2 separate regions of the Homo sapiens genome follow, and region 2 is linked to region 1. The links are chromatin contacts, found by Hi-C in ENCODE. All regions are on one chromosome and are shown on one strand. Each heading gives the region's core, a stretch centred on a gene start or an enhancer-like site at or near the end of the contact. The rest is flanking DNA. Distances are from core to core; before and after follow the strand shown. Region 1 overlaps CEP128 (centrosomal protein 128). Region 2 overlaps CEP128 (centrosomal protein 128).

What was found. A loop is a pair of places that touch in the nucleus more often than their neighbours do. Pooled maps may share reads with other maps.
Region 2: a loop to region 1 is called in a map of GM12878, with 11 times the contacts of the local background. The contact joins two enhancer-like sites. A Hi-C loop is called at or near these places in 1 of 168 maps with a recorded cell type or tissue (GM12878), 17 of 37 single-sample maps with no recorded cell type and 16 of 50 pooled maps.

The regions. Positions count from the first base shown.
Region 1 is chr14:80,582,972-80,587,690 of GRCh38, forward strand. All of the region lies in intron 19 of CEP128 (centrosomal protein 128), which reads right to left. Among named protein-coding and RNA genes, the nearest start is that of CEP128, 360 kb to the right of the region's middle. Within about 2 kb of position 2,405, at least 3 of the 41 ENCODE cell types and tissues checked have a DNase peak (open chromatin) inside an H3K27ac peak, as active enhancers do.
Region 2 is chr14:80,928,982-80,933,700 of GRCh38, forward strand. The region is part of intron 2 of CEP128 (centrosomal protein 128); the gene reads right to left. Among named protein-coding and RNA genes, the nearest start is that of CEP128, 10 kb to the right of the region's middle. RefSeq lists enhancers at 1,927-2,056, 2,077-2,146, 2,957-3,006. Within about 2 kb of position 2,095, at least 7 of the 41 ENCODE cell types and tissues checked have a DNase peak (open chromatin) inside an H3K27ac peak, as active enhancers do.

The DNA.
Region 1 (4,719 bases), core at 1,155-3,654:
TAGTATGGCAAGTCCAAACTCCTTAGATAAAACTTACTGGATCAATAATGAGTGTCAGATCTTTTATGCAGCCAAACACAACTCACTCATCTGATAAAATATAGAAGGAAAGAAGTCCAGTCTACTCACAGAACTTCATAAAATTATAGGAACTTTAAAATTATGTTCTCAGTTTTCTCCAAATACATACGGGTCATACTACTCTTCCAACAAATCTGATGCCAATGACAATGCTTGACTTGGGATGGCTGAATAAAAACAACCGAAGAATTCCTAGAATTTTAAATTTTAAATAAATATTCTCCCTGACTGACCATCTTGTATAAAGGGTATAAGCAGACACCTGTTTTGGTTTTTATTTTTTTTTTCTTTGTGCCACATATCTTCCCTTTGAGAACTCCTGTTCCTCTTTTCCACATGATTTCCATGAAACTTTTGGTCAAGAGGCCTAACTAACCTTTCCTGCTGCAGAAGCAGGTCATGGCCCAGGCTAGCAAGTCAGAGCATCTTATCCCCCTGAGCATATGAGCTAAGCAACACCAGAGGTGTCCTTTTAGAGGATTAATGTGAATGCCAGGAAATAAATTTTCTCCTTCTGAAGCCACACCTTATATTAGCCTGGTGTTTCGAAGTCTGTATTTTCTACTATGTTGAAGAAACTTATTAAGCAATGAGGCTGGCAAAGAAGAAATGAGAGCCAAGAAAGAGAGAATTGCTTGAGGACTACATCCACCCTTGACTGAAGCCCACAAACCTCCTGGACTTCCAATACATAATTCTTCCTCTATTCTTTTTCTTAAATTAGCTTTTGTTGGATTACTGCCATTTTTAAAAGTCTCCAGGGATGTAGTTGTATTGAACCTTCTTATCTCTATTCAGAAACCTAGAAGAACTTTCTAGTCCACCTTAAAATGTTTCATCCTACAACAAATATATGAAGACATGAGACTCAAAGAAATGCAAATGGTTTGGCTGAGATCACCTAGTTAGTACAAAGCCACTTCTACAGCTTTGCTCTCCTATCATCCTGCTCTGTCTAATCATGCTCTCATTTGTACCTCTCAATACTTAATTGCACCCTTCTTCATACTGATTTAAAAATAAAATACACACTTGTCTGTATTCTTCTGACCTGCTTTAAAAGTTCCCTGAATCAGGGCGTCCGTGACATTTTTTTTTTTTTTTTTTTTTTGTTTGACAGCGTCTCATCCGATGCCCAGACTGGAGTGCAGTGGCGCCATCTCGGCTCACTGAAACCTCCACCTCCTGGGTTCAAGCGATTCTCCTGCCTCAGCCTCCTCAGTAGCTGGATTACAGGTGCCAGCCAGCACGCCTGGCTACTTTTTACATTTTCAGTAGAGACGGGGTTTTACCATGTTAGATGGGCTGGTCTTGAACTCCTGACCTCAAGTGATCCGCCCGCCTCGGCCTCCCAAAGTGCTGAGATTACAGGTGTGAGCCACTGCCTCTGGCCCATCCATATTTTACATCCATGTTCTCCTTAACTACTGCCTTTCTATCTTTGATATTTAACTTATATCCCCAAAATTGCTCACTCCACCCACACCATTGCTGTATGCCACTGCTCACTCGTTAGGTGCATTGTTCAAGCACATGCATTTGGAATGATGAACACGGTTATTAACCTGTGCTGATGAAATATGGCTACTGGGCATCGCTGAGAAGCACCACTCTATGCAAACAGACAAAACACAAGAGAATATAGGTGAGACCCCTAGATAGTTAAAGTGACTTAATACTGTGATAACAGCGTGATTAGTATCTTTCATTATAATGAACAATCTTGTTGTTTGTTCTTATCAGCATGGAAAGAGCTGAAGGGCTGCTCTGCTCTTCTTATCAGCATTGAAAGAGCTGAAGGTCTGCTCTACTCTTCTTATCAGCATGGAAAGAGCTAAAGGGCTGCTCTGCTCCCTTGCTCACCACTGACATGTTCGTGTTTTCTTTTATTACTCTCTGGTTTGCTGTTCCATACAAATAGCAACTCAACTACCATGTAAATTGCTGTGGTGAAATTTGCTTCCATCAACATTAGTTAATGAAAGATCTTTGGTAAAAAGGGCAGCAGCCCTGTGTATTTTCCTTGGATTGGTTCCAATTTTTTAAATGAGCTGATACTCACTCATTATGACATAAAGTCATTAGAGGGAGAAAAAGCCATATAAAAAAGCAGAACATCATGGATGAGAATTGGATGATCCAGCTGTCCTGTTTTGTTTTGTTTCTGCTTTACATTTCTCTGGAACACTTAGGGTTAATATATCACGACCAAGTTTTTGGCTAAGATAGTTTTATATCTCTTCCTCTGCAGTCTTTGCAACCAGTGATCTGGCTGTTTAAGGAGGTTTGACACTTTTTAATGTTGATTTTGGTTTCTGGTAGCCAAGAAGCAGATAGATTGTTTGTTTATTTTTCAAAGGTGAGTCATGTCCAGGTGTGTATGAGCAATTACACCCATCTAGTAACTTGAACCTTCCTAGGGAGACTGAAGATCAAATTGAGAAATGACTATATTTTTCTTTAACCATTCCTATAAAATGCCTCATCCATATTACAACTAAGCCCAACTGATAATGGAGAGAAAGTTATAGAAACAGAGGCTTCTGACACAGCAACATTTATAACAACAGCACTGGACAGAGTAACATTGGCAGCAGAATATGTTGAGTTACTGATTGCAGTTTAGAGAAAAGCATTTAGCTCTGGCTCTTGTAACTTACTATAATTCAGTGCTCCTGTCCAGTGTTACTCTGTGTGTCTCGACATTTACCAAACACAATAGATAATGCAAATTCTCAAAATAATTCAATATTTTATTAAAAAGTAAATTTATGATATTTCTATTTGTGAACAGATTCATATATTTAAATATATTCATATATTTGATTCATAATTTCATATAACAAAATTCATCAGATAAAGCAGCACATTACAACCCTTATGAGCCTATAAATGATGGACTTAGCCTTCTATTATTCCATTCCAGATACTCAAGACATTAGCTACATGCCAGAGATAACGGGTCAGTTTCTCTTTTTCTTCCTTAGCTACCCAGTTATTGGAATCATTGACATTTTAGAGACAAGAGAACACAGAAATAATCTAATCCTAGGGTTGCTTTTTTTTTTCCTAAAGAAGTACAATTCTGTCTTATAAGGGAAATCATATATACTTTCTAATGTAAATTATAAATAGGTAATTTAAAAAGCTGAGAAGGAGCTGCTTTTAAGGAAACAGAAGTGGAGGGCCTGGGGGCCAGCCCACCAAGCTCCTTCCTATCCTTGGGCAGACCCCTGTGGTGGCATGGTGAAGCTGCAAAGCTCCAAATTATCCTCACTGAAAGCTACTGATCTAATCTAGTGTCCTGGGGTTACACAGTGGAGGACTGAGTTCCGAGATCAAATGCCTCTGTCAATGTCACATAGCTAGTTAATGGTGTATCAATCTGAGCCCAGGGCTTTTGAATTGGACCAGGGTCCAGTACTTTTTTTTTCTTTACACAAAAGTGACTGCCCTGCTTTGACTTTCAAGATTTGTATTGAAATGACACAGTATTCCAATGCCTATATATTTTCTAATGCCTCTCCAAACAGAAACAAAAGAAAACTTCATTAAAGCACTTGTGTAACATCGACAATCTGTGGGAAGACCCACAGTTACCAACTGTCCACGTTAAAATTCCTCAGTTTTGGGAGATGACGTCCAAAAATATGGCTATGATGGAAAGCAAATACCTAGACACTTGAGAAGGCAGTTGTTTCAGCAAGATATATTCAATATACAGCACACAGAAGATTTCACAAAATCAAACAGCAACACAAAATCTGTTTCAATGAATGACAGTTTCTCAGCTTAATATAACATTTACCAGCAAACATTTTTCCTATTTTATTATACTAGTAAAGAAAAATTGAATAAAGGTATAACAATATGACTATATTAGCTCAAATACCTAAACAACAATCAAATGTGTTGGGCTTTCAGTTAATATATGTAAAACATTTAAAATAGTGCTTGGTATATAAGAAGCATTATATACGTATTAGCTCTCAGTATTTTTTTTTTAAATCACCCTTAAATATCTCTGCTAAAATCAGGAAAATGTGCAAAACAAACAGTTGTAATTTAAAACAAACAAACAAAAAAGGCCTATTAGTAAACTGCTTTTAGACATCATCCATTATAAGTAGCTACATTATTTAGAACTCTGCCATATCTACTGCCACCCACTGGTACATATCTGGATATACCGCAATGAGTTAAGAGTTTTCTCATCCGGCCTTACCACAGAAAACACACAGGTTAAAATGAAGAACAACATTCAAAAAGTATGGCTATCCCTTGTGGTTTGTCTCAGACACTGAAACAACATGCTGGTCTACAGATGGAGCCCAATTGGTCCAATAAATGAAAGGTTTACAGTTCACTGTCTGTCTTGGGTATGTGGTAAAACATCCAAATACAGGTACTCATGTTTTTCTTTGATGTTAATTCATTTCTGGTGAAACTTTCCACTTCGACAACCTTAGAGATTTAAAACCACTTGCCACAAAACTGTCACAGTACAGAAAATAGCATAATAATCTACCCCATTCCACCTCATGCTTGAGTCTGGCACTGAGAAACATCCTGATATAGAATGAAAGTTCTGACTCAGTCAACTATTAAGTTTTCTGTCATTTCTATTGGTAACATGAG
Region 2 (4,719 bases), core at 845-3,344, 350 kb after region 1:
AAAGGGCTAATATCCAGAATCTACAAGGAACTCAAACATATCAGAAAAAAAAAAGTAATCCTATTAAAAAGTGGGCAAATGACATAAACAGACAGTTCTCAAAAGAAGATATACAAATGGCCAACAAACATGAAAAAAAATGATCAACATCACTAATCAGAGAAATCCAAATGAAAGCCACAATAAGATACCATCTTATCCCAGCAGAATGGCCATTATTAAAATGTCAAACAACAATAGATATTGGTGTGGATGTAATGAAATGAGAATGCTTATACACTACTGATGGAAATGTAAATCAGTACAACCTCTATGGAAAATAGTATGGAGATTTCTCAAAGAACTAAAAGTAGATCTATCATTTGAATCAGGAATCCCACTACAGGGTATCTACCCAAAGGAAAATAAGTCACTATGTCAAAAAGACATCTGCACATCTATGTTTGTCACAGCACAATTCACAATTGCAACGATATGGAATCAACCTAAGTGCCCATCAACTGATGAGTGCATAAGGAAAATGTGGTATATATGTATACCATGGAATACTACTCAGCCATAAAGAAGAACAAAATAATGTATTTTGCAGCAACTTGGTTAGAACTGGAGGCTATTATTCTAAGTAACTCAGAAATCAAAAGCCAACTATTTCATGTTCTCACTTACAAGTGGGAGCTAAGCTATGAGTACACAAAGACATACAGAGTGGTAGAGTGGACACTGGAGACTTGGAAGGGGGCAGTGTGAGAGGGGGTTGAGGGATGAAAAACTACCTATTGGGTACAATGTACACTACTCAGGTGACAGGTGCCTAAAATCCCAGACTTCACCACTATACGATTCATCCATGTAACCAAAAACCACTTACATCCTAAAGCAGGGGTCTCCAGCCATGAGCCAAGGACCACTACCAGTCCGTGGCCTGTTAGGAACCGGGATGCAGAGCAGCAGGTGAACAGCGGGTGGGTGAGCAAAGTTTCATCTGTATTTACAGCTGCCCCCTTCACTTGCATTACCACCTGAGCTCCACTTTCTGTCAGATCAGCGGTGGCATTAGATTGTCCTAGGAGCACAAGCTCTACTGTGAACTGTACATGCAAGGGATCTAGGTTGTGTGTTCCTTATGAGAATCTAATGTCTGATGACCTGAGGTGGAGCTGAGGTGGTGATTCTAGTGCTGGGAGCAGCTACAAATACAAATTAACATTAGCAGAGAGGTTTGACTGCCCAGAGACCGTAGTAAATCTACTGCTTGCAGACTCATATCAAAACCCTATCAGTGAGTGGCAAGTGACAAGCTGCATCTGGCGGCAGGCTTTAAGTCAGGATCTGATACTTCAGTCCGCACATGGCCCGCCCATTATTTTATTTACCACTTCTGTCCATACCTCTTTCCTGCACTATGCACTTGTCTCAGTCACTGTTTTGGTAAGCCCGCAAGCTACCCCTAGCCAAAATGAGTAAAAAACAAATGTCACTGGAGAGCTTCTTTGAAAAGGGGGAAAGATCCAATGATGGGACAGCAGAAGATGCTAAAAGTGCCAACAAGAAGAAAACTCCATTTAAAAAAATTACCAAGAGTCCTCCTTAAATTAAGAGTTCATTGCAACAGGTGATTCGCCTTCTCCAAGCCTGCTTTGTGTATGTGATGACCAGCTATGCAATAAAGCCACGAAACCTTCAAAACTGCTTCACCACATGGAGACCATGCACACTGCATTAAAAGACAAGCCTCTGGAGTTTTTCAAAAGAAAAAAACATGAACACAAAGAACAGAAGCAATTATTGAAGGCCACCACTTCATCAAATGCATCTGTACTGCGAGCATCATTCTCAGTGGCTAACCACATTGCTAAAGCTAAGAAGTCCTTTACTATTGGTGAAGAGTTGACCTGCTTGCTGCTAAGGACATTTGTCATGAACTTTTAGGAGAGGTTGCAGTTCAAAAGGTGGCACGTGTTCCTCTTTTGGCTAGCACTATAACTAGATGAATGATGAAATAACAGAGGATAGTGAGGTACAACTGTTAAAGAGGATTAATGAGTCATCGTGGTATGCAATCCAGGTTGATGAGCCTGTCAATGTTGACGATAAGGCAAGAATGCTTGTTTTTATGTGATATATTTTTCAGGAGGATGTGCATGAGGATACGATATGCGTACTTTTGTTGCCAACCAACACCACAGCTGCAGAACTATTAAAGTCTTTGAATGATTACCTAACAGGAAAACCACATTGGTCATTTTGTGTTGGTATGTGCACAGACGAAGCAGCTGCCATGACTGAACGGCTTGCTGGTTTCACTACTCAAGTCAAAGAGGGTGCTTCTGAATATGAGTCTATGCACTGTGTCATCCATGGAGAAATGCTGGGTAGCTGAACAATGTCACCTGAACCTAACAACGTTTTGCAGGATGTGATTAAAATTATCAGCCACATTAAAGTACATGCCCTTAACTCATGTCTGTTCTTGCAGCTCTGTGAGGAGATGCAGAGCACACACATCATCTCTTATACACAGAAGTGAGATGGCTTTCTAAAGGTAGATCACTGGCCAGAGATTTTGAGTTACAACAGCTGCTCCAGAGAGTTCTTTTAGAAATACAGTCACTACTGGCAGCACATTTCAGTGACACAGAATGGGTTGTAAAACTTGTTTACTTGTGTGACTGACATATTCAAATTCAACCTGCTCCACAAACTCAACCTGTCACTTCACGGGAAAACGACAACTGTGTTCAAGTCAGCAGATAAAGTGGATGCATTCAGAGAAAACTAGAATTATGGGGGCAACCAGTGAACATTGGGATTTTTGACATGTTTCAAATATTAGCAGAGATTTTGAAAGAGACTGAGCCAGGGCCTTCTTTCTCCCAGCTGGTGTATGATCATCTATCTCAGCTTTCAAAGGAGTTTGAGTATTACTTCCTAATATAGTCTGGCTGTGTCTCCACCCAAATCTCATCTTGAATTGTAGTTCTCGTAATCCCCATGTGTCGTGGGAGAGACTGGTGGGAGGTAATTGACTCATAGGGGCAGTTACCCCCATGCTGTTCTCATGATAGTAGTGAGTTCTCACAAGATCTGATGGTTTTATAAGGGGCTTTTCCTCCTTCACCTGGCACTTCTCTCTCCTGATGCCATGTGAAGAAGGATGTGTTTGCATCCCTTCCACCACGATTGTAGGTTTCCTGAGGCCTCCGCAGCCATGCGGAACTATGGGTCAATTAAACCTCTTTCCTTTATAAATTACCCAGTCTCGGGTATTTCTTCATAGCAGCATGAGAATGGACCAACATACTTCTCAACCATAAAAGATCCCCAAATTGGGAAGAAATGGTTCCGCAACCCACTTGTAAATAAACCAGGTGAATCAACTTTGTCCATGCTAGAAGAGGATCAACTTCCTGAGATTGCAAATGACTCTGGCCTTAAAAGTATGTCTGAGACAACTTCAAACCTCTATATGTTCTGGATTTAAGTCAAGGCAAAATATCCTGAGATTGCCTTGTGCACCAAAAAGCCTGCTTCCATTTCCAACATCTTATCTTTGTGAAGCAGGTTTTTCTGCAGTGACAGCAACAAAAATGAGACTACAGAGTAGAATGGACGTAAGCAACACACTTTGGGTGTCACTGTCTCCCATGACCCCAAGACGGGACTGTCTAGTTGCAGGAAAAAAAAGCTCAGGGCTCCCACTGACTCTATGGTGAGTTGCATAATTATTTCTTTATATATTACAGTGTAATAATAACAGAAATAAAGTACACAATAAATGCAATGCACTTGAATCATCCCAAAACCATCCTTCTCTCTGCCTCCCAGTCTGTGAAAAAATTGTCCTCCATGAAAAGTGCCTCTGGTGCCAAAAAGGTTGGGGACCCCTGCCCTAAAGCTATTGAAACCAAATAATAATAATAATAATAATGATTTTTTAAAAGGACACTGCAGAAGGAAGGCGCTTCTCTTTCTGGTTCCATGTTTTCCATTTGTTGCATTTTCATTTCAGCATCCTGTGTGAGGATATCCAGTGGTACTCAACTCCATCAAGTTTCAGCAGTACCCACATTGGGCAGCTTCCCATCAAGTTTCAGTAGCCCCACCCCCTACTCAGATTCTTACTGAATCTGACAGACAACCTCACAGTCAATCCCCCAGCTTCACCCTACCAGCATCCTGGAGAGGTGTTTCCTGCCCATCATTCGTGGTGTGGTTCCCTGCCTTCCAGCGTCACTCCGCCTTTAATTAGGAACAGTGTCCTCTCCTTCCCCAGCAACTGTGGATCAGCTATGGCCCCAGTAACTCAGTAAGTCTCTCCACCATTCAGGGAGCTATAGCCACACCTCCAACAAGGTAGGAATCCCAGCCTTGCAGAGAGCCCCCTCTAAGTTTATATCTCCTTTGGGCACTGTCTGTCAGCCCAGGGGATTCTTTAGAGTCATCTCTGTCCTTTTACAGATAATCCCCTTATAGTTAATTATATCAGGAGTCAGCAAATTTTTTTTCTCTGCCCAACTGTGAGCCTCTGCCAGCTGTAGCACAAAAGCACAGACAATTATAAATGAATGGGGTAGCTTGATTTGACCTGTGGTAAGCTAAATTTAGCCCATGGGATATGGCTTATCAACCTCTGCTGTATGTTAAGCTTTCCCTGTTAAAATTACTATGGGACATCTGTCTCATCTGTTTAGGGGCAAATGCTGAGTGAACTCTGAGGGA